Linked DNA regions of Homo sapiens: regions 2 and 3 are each linked to region 1. Evidence: chromatin loops called from intact Hi-C (ENCODE). Cell type or tissue: GM12878. All regions are shown on one strand. Each heading gives the region's core, and the rest is flanking DNA. Links, peaks and the distances in the headings are about the cores only. Region 1 has its middle 14 kb from the start of LILRB1. Region 2 has its middle 13 kb from the start of CDC42EP5. Region 3 overlaps LOC105372460 (a long non-coding RNA gene).

The links. Hi-C counts contacts between places; a loop is a spot of excess contacts. Peaks named below come from ENCODE experiments on the same cell type or tissue, not always from the same donor. Only the 100,000 strongest peaks of a DNase experiment are listed, where the experiment ranks them.
Region 2: a loop joins it to region 1, with 6 times the contacts of the local background. A loop is called at or near these places in 1 of 110 quality-filtered maps.
Region 3: a loop joins it to region 1, with 4 times the contacts of the local background. A loop is called at or near these places in 1 of 110 quality-filtered maps.

Annotation. Positions count from the first base shown.
Region 1 is chr19:54,613,138-54,620,611 of GRCh38, forward strand. It overlaps a transcript of LILRB1 not described here. Among named protein-coding and RNA genes, the nearest start is that of LILRB1, 14 kb to the right of the region's middle. In GM12878, for the core only: no CTCF peak of the experiment used is centred there; DNase peaks (open chromatin) are centred at 3,014, 3,174, 3,934 and 4,644; H3K4me3 peaks cover 3,642 bases; H3K27ac peaks cover 4,360 bases.
Region 2 is chr19:54,482,633-54,490,106 of GRCh38, forward strand. No RefSeq gene overlaps it. Among named protein-coding and RNA genes, the nearest start is that of CDC42EP5, 13 kb to the left of the region's middle. In GM12878, for the core only: no CTCF peak of the experiment used is centred there; no DNase peak of the experiment used is centred there.
Region 3 is chr19:54,515,863-54,523,336 of GRCh38, forward strand. It overlaps LOC105372460 (a long non-coding RNA gene), which reads right to left. Exons shown (of 4, transcript XR_001754038.3): 3 at 205-446. Among named protein-coding and RNA genes, the nearest start is that of LAIR2, 17 kb to the left of the region's middle. RefSeq lists a silencer at 1,550-1,750. In GM12878, for the core only: no CTCF peak of the experiment used is centred there; DNase peaks (open chromatin) are centred at 3,143 and 5,589; H3K4me3 peaks cover 687 bases; H3K27ac peaks cover 2,074 bases.

The DNA.
Region 1 (7,474 bases), core at 1,082-6,081:
TGTTCCCATGAGAATTCCATTCATTCCATTCAAGAAGATCTAACTTTCACATATACACCATGGAATACTATGCAGCCATAAAAAATGATGAGTTCATGTCCTTTGTAGGGACATGGATGAAATTGGAAATCATCATTCTCAGTAAACTATCGCAAGAACAAAAAACCAAACACCGCATATTCTCACTCATAGGTGGGAATTGAACAATGAGAGCACATGGACACAGGAAGGGGAATATCACACTCTGGGGACTGTTGTGGGGTGGGGGGAGGGGGGAGGGATAGCATTGGGAGATATACCTAATGCTAGATGACGAGTTAGTGGGTGCAGCGCACCAGCATGGCACATGTATACATATGTAACTAACCTGCCCAATGTGCGCATGTACCCTAAAACTTAAAGTATAATTAAAAATAAATAAATAAATAAATAAATAAATAAATAAATAAATAAAAAAGAAGATCTAACTTTCCTAAATATCTATGCATCCAACACAGCAGCACCCAGATTCATAAAAGAAATTTGTAAAGACCTTCAAAGAGACTTAGACTCCCATACAATAATAGTGGGAGACTTTAATACCCCACTTACAATAGTAGACAGATCATCAAGACAGAAAATTGACTAAGATAATCAGGACCTGAACTCAGCACGATAGATATCTACAGAACTCTCCACACCCCCAAACCAGAATTTACATTCATCTCATCACCACATGGCACATGCTCTAAATTCAATCACATAATTGGAAGCAAAAGACTCCTCAGCAAATTCAGTTTGTTACAACTGAAATTGGCACAAACCACTCTCTGACCACAGCATAATCAAATTAGAAATCGAGACTAAGAAACTCACTTAAACTCATACAATTACATGGAAATTAAACAACCTGCTCCTGAATGACATCAGGGTAAATAATGAAATTAAGGCAGAAAATAAGAAGTTATTACAAGCTAATGGGAGCAAAGATACAACATGCCGGAATCTCCGGGACACAGCTAAGGGGGTATTAAGAGGAAAATATATAGCACTAAATGTCCACATCACATTAGTTGTGATGACCTAACATCACAACTAAAAGAACTAGAGAACGAAGAGCAAACAAACCCCGAAGCTAGCAGAATACAAGAAAGAACCAAAATCTGAGCTGAACTGAAGGAGATTGGGTTCCTTCACACACAAAAAAATCATTCAAAAGATCAGCAAATCCAGGAGCTGGTTTTTTGAAAAAAATAATAAAATAGACTGCTAGCTAGACTAATTGAAAAAAGAGAAGACTCGAATAAACACAATCACGAATGACACGGGGAATATTACCATTGACCCCAGAGAAATACAAACAACCATCAGAGAATATAATGAACCCGTGTATGCACATAAACTAGAAAATCTAAAAGAAATGGGTAAATTCTCAGACACGTGCAGCCTCCCAAGACTGAACCAGGATGAAATTGAATTCCTCAACAGACCAATAATGAGCCTGAAATTGGTTCAACGTACACAAATCAATAAACAGATTCATCACATAAACAGAACTAAAACAAAAAACCACATGATTATATTAATGATGCAGAAAAGCCTTCTGATAAAATTTAACATCACTTCTTGTTAAAAACTCTAATTAAACTAGGTATTGAAGGAACATACTTCAAAATAATAAGAGCCATTTATGACAAGCCCACAGCCAACATCATGCTGAATGGGCAAAAGCTGAAAGCAATCCACTTGAAAACTGGCACAAGAATGCCCTCTCTCACCACTCCTATTCAACAGTATTGGAAATACTAGGCAGGGCAATTGGGCAAGAGAAAAAAATAAGGCGTATTCAAATAGGAAGAGAGGAAGTCAAACTATCTTTGCTGCAGATGAAATGATCCTGTATCTAGAAAACATCAACCCAAACATCAACCTGAGATCTTCTTAAGCTGATAAACAACATCAGCAAAGACTCAAGATACAAAATAAATGTGCAAAAATCACTAGCATTTATATACCAATAACAGTCAAGTTGAGAGCCAAATCAGGAATGCAATCTCATTTACAGTTTACACACACACACACAAACACACACACACAATACCTAGGAATACAGCTAACTAGGAGGGTGGACAATTTCTTCAAGGAGAACTATAAAACACTGCTCAAAAAATTAGAGATGACACAAACAGATGGAAAAATATTCCATGATCATGAATAGGAAGAATCAATATCTTAAAAATGGCCATAGTGCTCAAAGCCATTTATAGATTCAGTAATATTTGTATTAAGTTATCATTGAGATTCTTCACAGAACTAGAAGAATCATATGGAACCAAAAGTTTTAAATTTAAAAATTCATATGGAACCCAAAAAGAGCTCAAATAGTCAAGGCAAGCCTAAGCAAAAACAAAAACCGAAAACCAAAGCTGGAGGCATTATGTTACCTGACTTCAAACTATACTACAGGGCTACAGTAACCAAAACAGCATGGTACTGGTACAAAAACAAACACATAGACCAATGGAACAGAATAGAAAACCCACAAATAAAACCACACACCTACAACTATCTGATCTTTAGGAAACCTGACAAAAAAAAAGTGATGGGGAAAGGATTCCCTATTCAACAAACTGTGCTGGGATAACTGGCTATCCATATGCAGACAATTGAAACTGGACCCCTTCCTTACACCATATACAAAAAAACTAACTCAGGATGGATTGATTGATGGATGTAAAACCTAAAACTATAAAAACCTGGAAGACAACCTAGACAATACATTCAGGACACAGGCACGGGCAAAGATTTTATGACTAAAATGCCAAAAGAAATTGCAACAAAAGCAAAAATTGACAAATGAGATCTAATTAAACCAAAGGGTTTCTGCACTGCAAAAGAAACTGTAAACAGAGTAAACTGACAATCTACAGACTGGGAGAAAGTTTTTGCAAACTGTGCATCTAACAAAGGTCTACTCTCCAGTATCTTTAAGGAACTTAAACCAATTTACAAGAAGAAAACAAACAACCACATTAAAATGTGGGCAAACGACATGAACACACGCTTTTCAAAAGAAGACATACATGTGGCCAACAATCATATAAAAAAAGCTCAACATCACTGATCATGAGAGAAATGCAAATCAAAACCACAATGAGATACCATCTGATACCTGTCAGAATGGCTATTATTAAAAAGTCAAGGGACACATGTTCTCAGGACCTCCTGAGTGCTGATCACTCATATTTGGCTCAGAAAAATCTCTTCTAATATATTACAGAGTTTGACTCTTTTTGTCCACAATAATTTGGTGCCTGAACACGTGAGGCCTCAGATAAGACTCAGGACCCCAAAGGAGTTGTCTCAACCTGGAGCTAAGGTACCAGCAGGGGCCCACTGAAAGCCTCCAGGATTTTGAGCTTCTTCTCTGCCAGAAGTGGTAAGTCCTCCTGAGCCCCGACCTCCCTTTGGTTGACGGCCCTTTATTTATTCTGATCTACTATTTCTTTTTCTTTCTAGGAAGTTGTTGTTTAAGGATCCTACTTCTAGTTGGGAGATACATTCTAAAGGGTCTTCTCCATTGCTTTTCTCCCCAAATTAATCTCGATTTGGCTTGTCTGTTCACATTTGCATGAGGAACTGAACTGTTGTTTTCATAGGGAAACGAGAGACTGTGTTTCCTCAGCTTAAAAAAGAAAGGGCATTTTGCTCCTCCCAGCCAAAATGTGGGAAGTGATGAGGGGTGCTTGTGGGAATGTCTGGGGGTGGATGGACCCCATCGTGATGTGAGTGGCCTACAGGGAACACCCAACAAAATGAGTTTTAAAAAGGCTTGTCCAGGAAGCACATATGGGAGCTGGTCACTCTGCATTTTGGGCCCTCCTGGAGGTGTTTAGACCTTCCGAGAGAGAAACTGAGACACATGAGAGGGAAGAAATGACTCAGTGGTGAGACCCTGTGGAGTCCCACCCACAACCAGCACACTGTGACCCACTGCACAAACCTCTAGCCCACAGCTCACTTCCTCCTTTAAGAAGAGAAGAGAAAAGAGGAGAGGAGAGGAGGAACAGAAAAGAAAAGAAAAGAAAAAGTGGGAAACAAATAATCTAAGAATGAGGAGAAAGCAAGAAGAGTGACCCCCTTGTGGGCACTCCATTGGTTTTATGGCGCCTCTACTTTCTGGAGTTTGTGTAAAACAAAAATATTATGGTCTTTGTGCACATTTACATCAAGGTAAGAGAGCCCTAATGGCGGCTTGCACGCTATAGAGTTCCTAAGTTCTCTCTTTCTCTATTTTCTTTTCTGCCTGCTTTACATCTGCTGTTACCTTTCTACTGAGATAAAAACCACTGTTTAGATCCAAATTTTTTTTGCAAGCTGGTAAATTTATATTAATATCTCATGGCTAGAGTTTTGAAGTAAAAGCTACAGGATGTCTGTGTGTGTGTGTGTGTGTGTGTGTGTGTGTGTGTGGTGTGTGTGTGTTTAAAAGCCTTTATGATAGATTTGTATAATTTTATGTTTAATTGGCAGTGAACCCATTTTAATTTCCCTCTAACACACCAGACTTCTTCCTCTGTACTTTGAGATGTAAGTTTTGCTGATTTTTTCTCCTAAAAAGTGTTTCCTGTAACATGGAAATTTAGGGTTATTTAGCTGACAACTGCCTGGGGTAAGGAAACAGGTTATGAAGAGTTTGAAAGGGTTGGGCGTGGTGGCTCACACTTGTATTCCCAGCACTTTGGGAAGCTGAGGTAGGTGACTCATGTGAGATCAGGAGTTCAAGACCAGCCTGGCCAACATGGTGAATCCCTGTCTCTACTAAAAATGCAAAACTTAGCCAGGCAGTAGTGGCACACTCGTAATCCCAGCTACTTGGGAGACTGAGACAGGAGAATCACTTCAGCATGGGAGATGTAGGTTGCAGTGAGCTGGGATCATGCCACTGCATTCCAGTCTGGGTGACAGAGTGAGCCCCTGCCTCAAAAAAAAAAAAAAAGAAAAAAAGAAAAAAAGAAAAAAAAAGAGTTTGAAAGTTTGAGATAGAAAAAAAAGAGGTTTTTTGAATCTATAAGATGTACTTCTATCAGCATGCCTAATGCGTCCATGAATCTGTGTGTGGTGTACATAATGTTTCACTACTAAAAATATACAAAAGAGCTCTAATTAATTGGCTTAAAGAGAATAAAAGTGCTTAAATCAAATACTTTATCAGGACAAGATGCTTCTTCAAGTTCACTTAAGTAAAATCTTTAATAAATAAGCTGGCTTTAAAATTATTGGTAAAATAAGATTAGAAATGTCTTAAGAATTGTTAGCGTTTTTGTTTGCACTTATTGCACAAGTGGTTTTGTGCTTATCCCTGCAGAATAGTATAAGATTTTCCATAAGGGTTATAAAACTATAAACCTGGCCGGGCACGGTGGCTCACGCCTGTAACCCCAGCACTTTGGGAGGCCGAGGCTGGTGGATCACCTGAGGTTGGGAGTTCAAGAGCAGCCTGACACACACAAAACAAAATTATAAACCCAGCCCAAAACAGAATGATCTTTGCTTGTATAATTTTTAATAAATAAGCCATGTAATATTGTTGGTTAAATAAAAACAGCTAACTACTGAGATATTGGTTAAAAAAAATAACTTTATATTTAACCATAAGTTCCCTTACTTAGGTAAACACCTGAAATTCATAGTTTATAACATTGGTTAACAGGGAATTAACTTTAAGTGATGACTGTCACAGTGTTCATAAATAATCTAGGTAAACTATTAAATAAGTTTATCAAGTAAATGCAATGGAATAAATGCCTATAAACAAACTTGTCACATAATTTACAATCTAAAGTTATATTAAATAATAGATATTAATTGATTAGCTGGGTAATTTATAATTTAAAAATTACAGGAAAACATTTTTAAAAAACAATTCTTATTAAAAGATAAATATCTGTGTTTAATTCAAAGCTTTTTTAAAAGTTATGTATAAAACAAGATAAATGGAAACAGGAAATAAGAGATGTAAAGACAGTTATAAATATAAAGAGGAATTTTGGTAAAAAAGATGAAAAGGAAAGTAATTTTACACAAGAAAGTCTTATGTAGTGAATTTTTGTCCTGAAATAAAATAACTGATAGTTCAAGAAAGAGGGATATTTAGGACAAAACAGGCAGTTTAAGCATGTTGTAAGTGGTCTCTGTAAGTCACAATAAGACTTTTTTTAAAAAAAGAAAGGTAGTGTAATGTAGTTGGTTATGATTAAGAAATATAATAGTCATTCTACAGATGGGTCTTTGATATTTAAAAAACACACCCTAATCCAAAACTAAATAATTGGTTAAAACAAGGTTTTAGTAAAATATTAACTTATTCTTAATGCAAAAAGTTTTTAATTTTTAAATTCTATAATCTGTCTTTTTGAAATTCTTCCAATGAATATATCAAAGTTCAGCTTTTTCTCTTTTGAAAGGCCTTGGATGATAGCTCTCTCCTTCACCTTGTGTTGGCTTCTGTAACTTTTATTAATTATCTAAAGTAAGAGAGGAATTTTTATTTAAAAACAGAAAAATGAAATATCCTTTAGACCTGCTTTTTTTCTTCTGTATGCCTGTTATATCTGTATCTTCATATGTGTTATCTGGAAGTGATATTTCACTACCAAACTACATGAAACAGCTCATCAGTTGTCTTTTTTAAAAAAAAGTAAGTGCTTATCAGATTGGCAGACACTAGCTAAGATGCCTTTGAATTCACCTGATTTTAATATTTAGTAAAATTAATTTAGTAAATTTAATCTTAAAACTCTCTCCAGTAATTAGAGCTATGTTATGTTAAACCTCGTTTTTTTTTTTTCACTTGAAATTTGGGTTACTAAATTAAAATAGTAGGAGTATAAAATGTTTTTGGTGATGCATATAAAACACAAGGATATAGGTTTTGCAAAAAAAAAAGTAGGTTTTTTTCTAGTTAAGAAACTATTTAAGAGTTGCTTTAAAATGAAGAAAAAATTACGGAGATAAAACTAAATAAAAAGAACAATTTAGCCAGGACAACAAAAGTTAACTCTGAGACCTGTGATTACCAAGAAGATAGTTGATATAGAGGAAGGGCAAAAACAAGTAACTATTAAAACCAGAGGGTATAATGCAAAGGAATTGTTCTGCTTTTTAGATTGTTATAATCAGTTTCTTAAAAATAATCTATGTGGTAGATTGTAAAAAATAACCACTTTAAGGGCCAAATTCTTAATTTTTTTTTTGAGATGGAGTCTTGCTCTGTTGCCCAGGCTGGATGGAGTGCAGTGGCGTGATTTCGGCTCACTGCAAGCTCTGCCTCCCAGGTTCACGCCCACATTCTTAATTTTAAATGCTTCAGAATTTAAGAGCTTGTTTGGATTGATGCAGGACCCGTAGCTCACTATTAAACAATCACTAATGAGTATATGAGATCCAAATGCACAGGAGGTTATTCCAGAGAGAACAACCAGCTTAGTGGACC
Region 2 (7,474 bases), core at 1,419-6,418, 130 kb before region 1:
ATGAATGGGAAGAAATGTAATAAAAGAAGTGAAAGACGTGGATACTAAAAATTACAAAAGATGCTGAGGAGAAATTAAAGATGTAAATAAATGGAGAGGCCGAGTGCGGTGGCTCATGCCTGTAATCTCAGCACTTTGGGAGGCTAAGGCAGGTGGATTACCTGAGGTCAGGAGTTCTAGACTAGCCTGGCAAACATGGGGAAACCTGATCTATACAAAACAAAACAAAACAAAACAAAACAAAAAACTTAGCTCCAGCTTAGAGCCAGACTCCATCCCAAAATTAATAGATAAATACATACATGCATGCATACATGAATGGAGAAAGTTTATACATTCACAATAGCATCTGACATAATAAATGTAAGAAATAAAATGAATAAAAAGTGTCATCTTGCAAAGCAGTAAAATAAGATGAAAAAACCTCACTGACCACATCCTTCCTCATTCTCAGAAAGGGAATCACGGTCATAGTGGTTGACCTGTGGCCGTGTAATTCTGTCCAAATATCCATGAATGGTAAATGTGAAAACAGTAGAATGAATTCCATTGAAAATAAGAAAACAAGAAGAAATAAAGTCAGAACTCAAAAGTGTTTTTGAAGTGTTATTGGGATGGGGTTTTTTGTTTTTTTTTTTTTTTTTTTTTTAGACGGAGACTCGCTGTGTCGCCGAGGCTGGAGTGCATGGTGCGATCTCGGCTCACTGAAACCTCTGCCTCCTGGGTTCAAGCGATTCTCCTGCTTCAGCCTCCTGAGTAGCTGATATTATAGGCGCGCACCATCATGCCTGGCTAATTTTTGTATTTTTAGTAGAGACGGGGTTTCATCATGTTGGCCAGGCTGGTCTCGAACTCCTGACCTCAGGTGATAAAGCCCACCTCAGCTTCCCAAAATACTGGCCTTACAGGCACGAGCCACTGCGCCCAGCCTATTTGTTATTATTTGATAATATTTATATTATCACCTATCAATTTATGATGACAAGTGCACTTAACATAAGATCTATCTTAGCAAATTTGTAAGGGTACAAGGCAGTCTTATTCCCTGCACACACTAAGCCGCACAGGAGACTCTAGGCCTTCCTCATCTTGCATGACTGAAACTCAAGAGGGAAAAATGAGGAGTTATCAGTCATAGGAAAGAGATCTTGATACCTTGCCTGTTCTTTCTAAGCCAATACTCTCAGCTCCTTAAAGGGGGCACTTTTATTTCATTTTATTTTTTTTCCCTCAGGTATAAATAATTTAATTTTTTTCAGTTATAAGGCTAACACATACTCAATTTAAAAATCCAAATAAAAACTCCTCAAAAAATGAAGAGCCATTTAAACTCCCTTGACCTAATATTAACTGCTACAAACATCGTGATTAATATTTTCCTACAAATCTCTCCTTCCATAAACATGTGTATAAACATGCATATGTAATTTAACTTACATGTGGCCTCTATATACGTGTTTTTTTTCCTGTTTTGCTCACTCAACAAAATCCTCGGTATCTTCCATGTCAATGAAAGTTAAACAGCACCATCATTTTTAATGACCACACAGTATTCCATTGCACTGGGCAGGTGGGGGGCAGGGCATTGTTTATTTAATATTTAAGTGTCCATTAAGTGATGGGCAATATGTTTCTAATTCACTGCTCTTCATTCTACAAGTGTTTGCTGAGCATCTATTATGTGCCAGGCCCTAAGTACCAGTGATAAAGTGATGATCAAGACAGAAGAGCCAAGACTTCCCTGGCCAAGTGAAGTCTCCATTCTAACGGCGGGAGAGGGACAGCGTACAAGTCAATGAGTGGATAATTAGAAAGGAGGATGAACGTCAAGAGGAAATGAAGACGAATCTTCTTAGCGAAGGAATGGGTGTCGGGCTAGTGGACTTCTTTCAACACAGTGGTCTAGGAAGGCTCTTCTTGCTGAGATGATGCTGAGCAGAGACCTGGAGGCTGTGGTGCAAAGCAGGAGGTCGGTGCACCCAGGCAGAGACGCGGAGCCCCGAGGCAGGGAGGGACCTGGTGTCTTCAAGGAACAGCAGGAATGTCATGTGGCCTGAGGGCAGGGAGTGAGGGGCACAGGGACCAACGTGAAATTGGAAAGATGAGTAAGTGTCCCGTAGGTCACAGAGTTTGGGTTTTGGGCCATGTGTACTATGAAGTCACTGGAGATTTCAATGGTAACAAAACATAATCTGATTTATGCTTTTAAAGGATCACTCTGGGGCCGGGTGCAGGGGCTCAAGCCTGTAATCCCAGCACTTTGGGAGACTGAGGCGGGCGGATCATGAGGTCAAGAGATCGAGACCATCCTGGGCAACATGGTGAAACCCCGTCTCTACTAAAAATACAAATAAATTAGCCAGGCGTGGTGGTGGGTGCCTCTAATCCCAGCTACTCGGGAGGCTGAGGCAGGAGAATCGCTTGAACCCGGGAGGTGGAGGGTGCAGTGAGCCAAGATCACGCCACTGCACTGCAGCCTGGGCGACAGAGTGAGACTCCGTCTCAAAAAAAAAAAAAAAAAAAAAAGAAAGATTATTCTGGCTACAATATGGGGAGGGGCAGCTGAGTAGCACGAAATGAGCGTGGAGAGACCAGCTAGGGGATGTTCCCTGGACGAGGGGAGAGAGGGTGAACCTGGCGCCGTGGTGCTGGCAAGCAGTGTCTGCATGAGGACAGATTCTGAAGGTAGAACAAGGGGAGAGGGTGAGAAAGAGGAGCAGTTGAGGCGATTTCTAGGACTGCAGCTTGTCCAGGTGGTGGACGGGGAAGAAAACGTGGGAGAGCCACAATTTTAACTTTCTCATATTAATCCTTCCAGTGTTTGTTTCTGGGTGAATATGAGACAATATGAATGTATATTCTGATTCCCCCAATTCTTGGCACAATACAGATTTAATCCCTAAGAATACACTCTGGGATCTCTCCATAAAGTACATAGGCGATTTTCTTTTTATTTTCTTTTTTTGAGACAAGTCTCACTCTGTTGCCCATGCTGGAGTGCAGTGGTGCGATCTCAGCTCACTGCAATCTCCACCTCCCAGGTTGAAGCAATTCTCCTACTCAGCCTCCCGAGCTGAAATGATGGGCGCCAGCCACCAGGTCCAGCTAATTTTTTTGTATTTTTAGTAGAAACAGGGTTTTACCATGTTGGCCAGGCTGGTCTCGAACTCCTGGCCTCAGGTGATCTGCCCGCATCTGCCTTCCAAAGTGCTGGGATTACAGTCAGGAGCCTGGCCCATGGGGCATTTTCAAATATATTTCTCCCTGGTCTTCTAAATTCCAGACTGACTGATGAGAAGTCTGATGTAATTATGATAATAGAAACTTAGTACACCATTGTGTTTTTTCTCCCACCTTTGAGGTCTTCTTTATTTTCTTTTTCCTTTGAGATAATGCAGCTTGGTGAGTGCGGTGAGCCCTTAGGGAGGCATTTTTTCTCTCTCCCTAGCGTCACTGCTGGCTGGCTTCCTCCTCTCTGCCCTTTACTTCTTTTTTTTCATTCCAGCTCCTCAAGTTGCATGTTCAGTGATTAATTCTCCAAACTTCATAATTTCTTTTTTTTTTTTTTGAGATGGAGTCTCTGTCACCCAGGCTGGAGTACGGTGGCGCGATCTTGGTTCACTGCAACCTCCACCTCCCGGGTTCAAGCGATTCTCCTGCCTCGGTCTCCCAAGTAGCTGGGACTACAGGCGCCCGCCACCACGCCCGGCTAATTTTTTTAGTAGAGACGGGGTTTGGGGTTTCACCGTGTTAGCTAGGATGGGCTCGATCTCCTGACCTCGTGATCCACCCACCTCATCCTCTCAAAGTGCTGGGATTACAGGCGTGAGCCACCATGCCCAGCCCCAAACTTCATAATTTCTAAAAAAAAAAAAAAAAAAAAAAAAAAAAGTGTGCTTAAAACAATCCACATTTCACTTTAAGTGTGATTTTTATTGCATCTAAGTTTCGATATGAATAACATTGTTCATTTCTAAATATGTCACAACTTCTGTGTTTTTTTTTTTAACAGTCACTCAAAAGTTATGCAGATTTTTGTTGTTGTTTTAAAAATGTGTGTTTTTTAAACGTTTAATTTTTGGTCTTTTATGTAATTTTTGCAGTCACGAAATATGGTTTCATTATATTAAATCTTTGGAATATTTTGAGACCTTCTTGGTGGATTAAGAAGTGGTCAATTTTTGTAGATTTTTCATATGTTCCTGAAAAGAATGTGGGTTCTCCATTGTTGCTGTTTTGTACATATAAATATAACAACACACCAATAATGAAAATAACAATTATGATAACAATCATTAATAATCAATATTAGGCCAGGCGCGGTGGCTCACACCTGTAATCCCAGTACTTTGGGAGGCCGAGGCGGGCGGATCACCTGAGGTCAGGAGTTCGAGACCAGCCTGGCCAGCATGGTGAATCCACGTCTCTACTAAAAATACAAAAATAGCTGGGCGTGGTGGCAGAGGCCTAGAAGCCCAGCTACTCAGGAGGCTGAGGCAGGAGAATCACTTGAACCTGGGAGGCAGAGGTTGCAGTGAGCCAAGATTGTGCCACTGCACTCCAGCCTGGGTGACAAGAGTGAAACTCCATGTCAAAAAATAAATAAGTAAATAATAATAATCAATATTAGAACCCTTAGTAATGTCAGGCTCAGTCTGACTACTTTTTTTTTATTTATTATTATACTTTAAGTTTTAGGGTACATGTGCACATTGTGCAGGTTAGTTACATATGTATACATGTGCCATGCTGGTGCACTGCACCCACTAACTCGTCATCTAGCATTAGGACTACTTTTTATTTTTAAGAAAGCATGCTTACTTTTGCCTTTCATTTTTCTATATTTTTAAAAAACTTTGTAAACATTTATGGGGTACAAGTGTAATTTTGTTGCATGTAAAGATTGCCCAGTGATGAAATCGGGACTTCCAGGTTATCCATTCCCCAAATAATGTGCATTGTACCCATTAAGTCATTTTCTTTTCTTTTCTTTCTTTCTTTTTTTTTTTTTTTTTGAGACAGAGTCTTGCTCTGTCGTCCAGGGTGGAGTACAATGGTGCAATCTTGGCTCACTGCAACCTCCATCTCCCGTGTTCAAGCAATTCTCCTGCCTCAGCCTCCTGAGTAGCTGGGATTGCAGGTGTACACCACCACACCTGGCTAATTTTTTGTATTTTTAGTAGAGACAGGGTTTCTCCACGTTGGCCAGGCTGGTCTCGAACTCCTGACCTCAGGTGATCTGCCCGCCTCGGCCTCCCAAAATGCTGGGATTACAAGCGTAAGCCACCACACCCGGCCCCCGTTCCTCATTCTTAGAAAGGGAATCATGGTCATTGTGGTTGACCTGTGGCCGTGTAATTCTGTCCAAATATCCCTGAATGGTAAATGTGAAAACAGTAGAATGAATTCCATTGAAAATAAGAAGAAATAAAGTCAGAACTCAAAAGTGTTTTTGAAGTGTTATTGGGATGGAACTTTTTTTTTTTTTTTTTTTTTTTTTTTTTTTTTTTTGAGACGGAGACTGCTCTGTCATTTAGGCTGGAGTGCAATGGTGCAATCTTGGCTCACTGCAACTTCTGCCTCCTGGGTTCAAGCGATTCTCCTGCTTCAGCCTCCTGAGTAGCTGGTATTACAGGTGCGCACCGTCATGCCTGGCTAATTTTTGTATTTTTAGTAGAGACGGGGTTTCACCATGTTGGCCAGGCTGGTCTCGAACTCCTGACCTCAGGTGATACGCCCACCTCGGCCTCCAAAAATGCTGGCATTACAGGCACGAGCCACTGCGCCCAGCCTATTTGTTATTATTTGATAATATTGATATTATCACCTATCAATTTATGATGACAAGTGCACATAACATAAGATCTATCTTAGCAAATTTGTAAGGGTACAAGGCAGTCTTGTTCCCTGCACACACTAAGCCGCACAGGAGACTGTAGGCCTTCCTCATCTTGCATGACTGAAACTCAAGAGGGAAAAATGAGGAGGTAACAGTCATAGGAAAGAGATCTTGATACCTTGCCTGTTCTTTCTAAGCCAATACCCTCAGCTCCTTAAAGGGGGCACTTTTATTTCATTTTATTTTTTCCCTCAGGTATAAATAATTTAATTTTTTTCAGTTATAAGGCTAACACATACTCAATTTAAAAATCCAAATAAAAACACCTCAAAAAATGAAGAGCCATTTAAACTCCCTTGACCTAATATTAATTGCTACAAACATCTTGATTAATATTTTCCTACAAATCTCTTATTACTAAATTACTCGATAGCCAGTTATTAAGTAATTTCAGTCTGAGTACCATTAACATAATTACTCACTGAATAATCACAACAGTTCCATGAGTTAGGCACCATTGCTTTTTTATTTTACAGAGGAAGAGGCAAAGAAATAGAGAGGTAAATAAACTTAGTTTAAAGTGAGAGAGCTTATAACTGGCACGACCAAAATTAAAATCTAGAGATCTGGCCTCTGGAATTGTACTAGATAAATCAAGTTATGCACTCATAACTTTCCCCATACTCCCTATATACTATGTCTATTCATTCATCATTCATTCAAAAATATTTATTATGTACTATGTGCTAGGGAGTGTTCCAGGAGCAGGGACACTACAGGAAACACTGCAGGAAAAAAATCTATGGTTTCATGGGGATACATTGTAGTGGGAAGGCAGATAGTCTACAATATTAATAAGTAAAATACGTGCACATATGCTGAAGATTAATGATATATGCTGAAGAAAGAAAAAAGGCAGCGAGAGGTGATACGAAATCTGGAGGGAGTGTTGCAACTTCAGACAGGATGGTCCAAGAAGGTCTGAAGGATAAGGAGATACTGGGGTTGACAGTGAAGGAGAGGGAGGGATGAGCCTTGTGCCTGTCTGGGTGAAGAGCATTCCAGTCGAGAATGGCATGTGGATGAGCCCTGAGGCAGATGCTTGCTTGATGTTTTTTTAGGAATAGCAAGGAGATCACTGGGACTGCATCACAGTCAGTGAAAGGCAGAGTCGGAGGAGATGCTATCAAAGTACTAACCCAAGTTGGGAGACAGAAGACGCAGTCGTGTCAATATGACTGAGGCGGGAAGTCCTGGAAAGTTTCTGATCAGAAGAGTGGCACAGAGTGGCGAATGTTTTTATTGTATTGTGTTGTTATTTTACTACCCAATTGCATTTTATTATCAGCGTACCTTATTTTATGAAATTAGACCTGCATTTTGGAGGGAGAGTCTGATTTTCATGAAGGCATGTGGTATGCTTCTGACGATAACGCCAGCATTCCAGGTAAGCTGCCGTCGGCCCTACCTCCGGGACAGCTTGATGCAAGATGCTAATCAAATTAACTCCCTGAGCGTCACTGTTCTCATCTGTAAAACTGGCCTAATGATGAAAACATCTTCCCAAAGTTGTGAGAATTAAAGGAACTACCCATAAGGGATACTCGGAGCAGTGTCTGGCATAGAGCGAGAGCT
Region 3 (7,474 bases), core at 1,147-6,146, 97 kb before region 1:
GGGAAACCCACAGGTCTGTGCCCTTGGAGAGGCTTAGCCCACCTGTTCCCAGGAGGACACCACAGCCAACAGTGAGAACCTGTCCTCCATCTCTATCAGACTACACCTTGCTGACCCCAAGAACCAGAAGGGAGTGTCTTCCCCTAGGACCCCAGCTCTGCTGGGAGACCTCTCGTACCCATGGCCTCTGCCAGTCACTCTCACCTGTGACCCTAAAAAGTCTCAAGCCCTTCTCTGCATGTTCCTAATTCTTGGTCCATCCTATCCTCTTGGGGATGGCCCTTTGCATGGAACATCACTGCAGGCCTCAGGAACCCCAGGACAGAGCAGAGTCCTCCGCTTCCTCCATCCTGTGAGCAGGTGACTTGGGATTTCAGATGAGGCTGGCAGTGACTGGAGATTTCGGAATCTGACAGATGCTTTTAACTACCTGGAAGGACTGTGCCCTAAGAGACAGAAGATATGAGAAGCATGAGAATCCACTGAAATGTAAAGGGCTTTAGAGCTACAAGAGAAGCTCTAAAAAGACAAGGAAATGCAGAAAGCCCCCAGTTCCTCAGTGGCTTGGGAGGGAGGTGCAGACTTCCTGACTATACAGGAGATGATGGGAAGACTCATTACGGATGGGGGCTAGGAGACCACCCTTCCTTAGTTACGTGTTTTGTGCTGTGTCTTGACAAGAGAGATGAATCAGGGTCCTAGGTGAGAATTCACCACCATCCAAGACCTAAATGGGTGTGTGTAGACTCTGAAGTCCAAGAAGTTCTGCCGACCGACGTCTGCACAAACCACTCTCAGCAAAACAACCACTAGAGTAATCCAGGGTTTCAGAAAGAGTTGGTCTTTTCCAATCTAGCGGAGAATATCTTCTCCCAGTGAGAGAGGGACACACACACACACACACACACACACATACACACACAGTATTGGCTCTGTTTTCTCTGAAGTGTGTGGCCTTTTTTTTTTTAAGGTGTTGTAGATTACTTGGAACTAAATAGAGGTGATGGTTGAAGAAGATTATGAATGCACCAAATTCCACTGATTTGTACACTTTTACATAGTTAATGGTTAGTTTTATGTTTGCGTACTTTATTACAATAAAAAGTAATGATATAGTATTTGTAGAGCAAGTAGCAAAGTCCCAATATGAGTAGAATCTTATCATGCTCATAATTTATACACACAGTGCATTGAAATAAGACACTATTTTCGGACAGGCGCGGTGGCTCATGCCTGTAATCCCAGCACTTTGGGAGGCTGAAGCGGGAGGATCACAAGGTTAGGAGTTTGAGACAAGCCTGACTAACATGGTGAAACTCTGTCTTCACTAAAAATACAAAAATTAGCCGGGCATGGTGGCGTGAGCCTGTAATCCCATCTACTCAGGAGGCTGAGGCAGGAAAATCACTTGAACCAGGGAGGCGGAGGTTGCAGTGAGCCGAGATCATGCCATTGCACTCCAGCCTGCGTGACAGAGTGAGACTCCATCTCAAAAAAAAAAAACAAAACAAAACACTATTTTCTATTACCAAGGCAAGGCCAGAGTGATTCCCTTTTTGCTTCCTCTCTGCCCACGATGGTGTACAGTAGAAAAAAAAATGGCCTTATCCAGATGTCAAGATTCCATAGTTCATATGAACATCATCTACACCTTGAGCTTCTCCACCTCTTGCTAAATTCTGACTCCTATTCCAAATGTTCCCAATATATCTGGCCCTATATCTAGACACCATTCCTATTTCCCCTGTCTGGATGCAGTCCAAGGAGAGTGGTTCTTGCGGTTACTGTTTACAGTACTGACTGGGATGCTGGCGCCTGTCTGTAGTTTCAGCACCATGGCCAGCGTCCAGGAAGCCACACAGCTTTCTCCATTGTCGTCTCTTAGTTGATCATTTGCATATGCTGAGTCCCTATCTTGGGACTCTGAAATAGAGTCTTCCTGGAAAAATCTAATCAGTAACTTTTTTTTCAGGGCAATATTCAGGCATTAGGGTAAATTGGAAAAAGAGGATGCCAGTTGTTAAGGCGATGTTTTTGGAAAAAAAATAACCCTTACATTCCATGGATTCTGCAAGCAAGTAGAATGGCCTGTTGTGGGGTCGGGGGTGGGGGAGGGGGAGGGACAGCATTAGGAGATATACCTAGTGTAAATGACGAGTTAATGGGTGCAGCACACCAACATGGCACATGTATACATATGTAACAAACCTGCACATTGTGCACATGTACACTAGACCTTAAAGTATATACATTAAAAAAAAGCTCAGAATGTGGGCTCCCACACTCATCAGGACAACTAGAATAATCCAGGGTGTCAGAAAGAGTTGGTTCTCTCCAATCTAGCTGAGAATATCTCTTCCCGGACTTTCAAGATACCAGCTATTGGGTAATGGCCAAACGACAACAGGCTTTAAATCACACCAAACTGCTTTCAAAACCTGAATCTGACCTTGCTATCTTTATGTGCTTGGGAGAGTCACATTACCTGTCTAAGACTCACTTTGCTTTTCCATAAAATGGCACTAATAATGCTGTCTGCTTTGTAAGCATGTTTGGAAGACGGATGATCGGGGATTATTATATTCTGCCTCTCTGTTTAGCTAGGAGGGAAGGCTCCGGAGCCAGGAAGGCTGGGATATGATCATTGCTTTGTCTCTGAAAACTATGAGATTTAGGAAAATTACCCACTTGACTCAATTTTGTCATTTATAAAATGAGGGCAATGCCAGTACCTACCTTATATAGAGTTTTGGTGGAGAACACATAGTTACTGCATGTGACGTGCAAAGTAAACTCTGAACATGTTGTTAGACTCACTCAATAATGTGGGCTATTGTGATCACTACTATAATGTTACTCTAAAAACGATGATAATATTATCATAGTTTTGTGGCTACACAGAGCCTGATAAACTTTGCTCAGTAATAATACCTGTTTTTATGAATCATTGTTAACATTTTCTTGAAGGTCCTTGGACATCTGACATATTCCCTGATTTACTTTCCAAAGTTCTGGGCTCCCCATCTCAAGCTTACAGACTTAGCCTGGACGGATGCCGGCATTTGTTTTTTTCAAATATTTACTCAGCAACATCTCCTGGGACTCGGGACTCTGATGTGCCACATCCTGTATAGGAAACAGGTGATGTGGAAATGAGTCAGACTCAGCTCCTGCCCCTGACAGACTCTGACAGAGAAATCTGCAATGCACTGATAAGACTCTGCTACCAGAAGCTTAGGCGCTGCTGAAACGCAAAAGAGATACCAATTTATCTTTTCCTAAGGAGTGAAGGAAAGCCCCTTGGCCATGAAAACCCCTCAGATGGTACCAAAAATATAGACAATTGATCCAGAGAGGAAAAGAGGGGAAGGAAAGAGTAGAGAGCATCCTCAAATGAGAGAGCAGTGTATTCGGAAGCATCAGTAGCTATGAGAAGCTACAGGCTCAAACAAGGGGAAAGATTTAGGAGGAGAATTATTCTCAATTGCTGGAGTGAGGGGTTGAGCCAAATAGGTTAAATTAAAATTTTCATTGTTGACCATGGAAGGGCTGCGCACTGGGGCAATAGGAGAAACCTCCAGGAGTGTTCAGGGAAAGAAAGCAATTAAACGTGGATCATGTTTTTTGTTGTTGTTTTTGTTTTTTGTTTTTTTTTCTGAGATGAAGTCTCGCTTTGTCGCCCAGGCTGGAGTGCCATGGTGTGATCTTGGCTCACTGCAACCTCCACCTCCCGGGTTCAAGTGATTCTCCTGCCTCAGCTTCTGGAGTAGCTGGGATTACAGTCATGCACCACAAGGCCCAGCTAATTTTTGTATTTTTAGTAGAGATGGGGTTTCACCATGTTGGCCAGGATGGTCTCGATCTCCTGACCTCGTGATCTGCCTGCCTTGGCCTCCCAAAGTGCTGGGGTTACAGGTGTGAGCCATGGTGCCTGGCCAGATAAATTTTTAAAAGAGAGGGAGATTTGGCTGGGCATAGTGGCTCACGTCTGTAATCCCAGCACTTTGAGAGACTGAGGTGGGTGGATCACCTGAGGTCAGGAGTTCGAGAACAGCCTGGCCAACATGGCTAAACTCCATCTCTACTAAAAATACAAAAATTAGCCAAGCATAGTGGCAGGTGCCTGTAACCCTAGCTACTCAGGAGGTTGAGGCAGACGAATCGCTTGAACCCGGGAGGCAGAGGTTGCAGTGAGCCGAGATCACACCACTGCACTCCAGCCTGCAATAGAGAGAGACTCCATCTCAAAAAAATAAAATAAAATAAGAAGATGACTGTGGGAATGGTAAACTGATTTCCAGGATGGGATACCCAAAAGGCACTGCAGACCTGGGGAGAGGGTAGCAGCAATATTGACTTTCATTGTGGACACGGCGAGTAGAAAAGTCCTGTAGGGAACTCTATAGGTTCTTGCCTAAGGGAAGAGTCACAAAGCTGTTGGACAGAAATGGAAACACTACCAAAAGCATCAACGGAGAAGAGAAAAAGGAAAAGAGTACAAGGGATGGGGATAGGGTAGAAAAGGATGATTCTCAACAAGTCAGGATTTCTCCTACCCAAACATCTATGGTATACACCTGCCACTCCTTGCCAATACTTTTGTCATTATATATATATTTGAGACAGAGTCTTGCCCTGTCGCCCAGGTTGGAGTGCAATGGCGCAATCTCGGCTCACTGCAGCCTCCAACTCCCGGGTTCAAGTGATTCTCCTGCCTCAGCCTCCCGAGTAGCTGGGATTACAGTCACCCACCACCACACCCTGCTAATTTTTGTATTTCTTTATTTATTTTTTTAGTAGAGACAGGGTTTCACCATATTGGCCAGGCTGGTCTCCAACTCCTGACCTTGTGATCCACCCACCTTGGCCTCCCAAAGTCCTGGGATTACAGGCGTGAGCCACTGCGCCTGGCCTACAAATGTGTTAATATCTCAGGGTGTGTGTGTGTGTCTGGGGAGGGCCAGGTGGTTTTCTGTGCTGAGTTTGCTCTGTAGGGAAGAGCTGTGTTTTCTGGGGCTGTAGAGTTTAGCTCAGTCCTGATCATCAGCAATACGAATGTCAAACAGGAAGGCTTGTGTCTTATTTGGATGAAGATGCAGACCTGTGGAAGGATTTTGATCAGGGCCAGAAACAGGAAAGTTTGGGGCTATGAGAATTAATAGACATCAGCAGCAGTGAGGGTCTGGAGTAGGGGGCTGGGAGGAGGCTGATGTGGTGACAGAGACACGATGTCTTCAGTCTCCAGCTGAGCTTGGACTGTGGGGATGGGTCAGGGGACGTGGGTGAGGAGGGACTCGGGGAAAGAGCTGTTTGGATTTGTTCACGGTGTGGGGAGCAGAAGAGCGTGAGGAACTGAGAGTTGCTCCAGTCTCTGCCTTGGTTCACTGGAGGAGCCGATGGGGCTGTCTCGGGATGGATGACCCCAGGAGAAGCAGCAGGCAGGGGAGGTGTTGATAAGATGGATAACTGGCCTCAGAGAAAGCAGAGCCTCCCTCCAAGCCCGAGTGTGTGGTTTTGTTCCTCCCAAACACTTCCTTCATCTGACTTCCTTTGTTCTATAATTAGCAGCACCTTCTCTTCATTCTTCTCTTTCAAAACCTCTGATTCATTTCTACCTCCTCACTACAGTGTGTTTTCTGAAAGTTCTCAAAGCACAGACTAATTCCCATTTTCCAGGAGAACCACACATTTCATATGGCTTCAAGCCAGACAATGGGAATCCACGCAGAGAGAACATGCACGCACACAAACAGGAAGGACGCAGACGGGCTTTGGGGGTGACGAGGGACAGCTTCACCCTGAGGTCTCAGGCGAGGGGTGAGGAAGGAGACTCATGTGAACTCCTCTGTCTCTGCTCTCAGGCTTGTTCACAAAACCCTGCATCTCAGCGCACCCAAGCCCCCTGGTGCACGCAAGAGCCAGCGTGAGCCTGCGCTGTCACTCAGAGCTGGCCTTTGATGAATTTATCTTATACAAAGAGGGGCACACACAACATTCCCAGCAGTATGGTAGGATGATCCAGGCTGGGGATCACTCCTTCAAGGCTGTCTTTTCCATGGGTCCTATAACGCCTGCCCGTGCAGAAGCCTATAGGTGCTGTGGCTGTTTCAGTCACTCCTGCTATGAGTGGTCGGCTCCCAGTGACCCCCTGGACATTGTGATCACAGGTGAGTGTGGCTGGACCATTCATGGTCTTTTGGTGCCCAGGAAACTCCCCAGGGTGATGTGGTTGTTGATCAAACCGCCAGTAGAGGAAGAAAAATACCAGAACATAGAAACACCAAGTAACTTATTAGAGGGCCAGAGGAGGGGATGAAGGAAAGGGGGAGAAACAGAGAACTTGTGATAGTTAAAGAGAAAACAAGTTAGACAGTGACAGAGAATGTGAAACAGATATTGAGAGAGATTCGCAAACATAGACAATGCCTCCTCCTGACCTCTCACCTGTGTCCTCAATGCCTCCTCCTGACCTCTCACCTGTGTCCTCAGTGCATCCTCCTGACCTCTCACCTGTGTCTTCAGTGCCTCCTCCTGACCTCTCACCTGTGTCCTCAGTGCCTCCTCCTGACCACTCACCTGTGTCCTCAAACATCACTTCCTCATGACTCCCTTTCCGCAACAGAAGAGCTATGCCAGTCTATTTTCTAATCACCCACAGCCAAGGAATGATTCCACATACGAATGTCATAGTGCGTAGTTACCTGTTTTGTAGTTATTTCTAGACATCTATCACATCCCCTAGACTAGCAGGGCTCACAGGACAGGATCCATGTCAGTGAAGCGTATGCTTTATTTTTCATTCTTGGTTAATTGTATGAAATAAGGTTGACATTTATAGACATATGCTGGCAGAATGGATGGAAGCATGGATGGACTATAAATGGACAGACACAGAGGGAAGAGTTGATGATGTATTCAGTATTCAAATGCACACTTAAAATCTGTCGTATATCAAGCCAGCAACCTCTCCTGCTGCTTTCCCCCTTGAATTCTGGGATATTCAGCTCTGCTCTCAGTTTCCTGGCTCAGGGATTTCCTCCTTGTCCATTTTGCCCAGGTGAGACGCACACAGAGATCACAAACTCAGATCAGCCTGACAAATCCTAAAGCAAAATCATACCTGCAGCATTGACTATATAATCCACTGGACCCCATGCAAAATGAAAATAGAGGGCCCCATGTTCAAACATCAAGATGTCAACACGAGGGCATTAAACTCAGCTTGGAACTCTGATGGCACGGCTCCTGGACAGTGAAGCCAGCCCTGCACAGAGACATAAGCAATTGGGGGATTGCACACAGCATATACCAGGCACCTCGAGATCCCAGAGCTGCATGCACCCAACACACGCCAGGTATTCCAGATGCATCAGACAGAAAGTGCCCCTGGAGGTGATGGTTGCAGATCTGGGGGCCTCCAAAGCCCACTTCGCCACTCTCTGCTTCAGTCGTCATACTGGACATGGACTGTGTC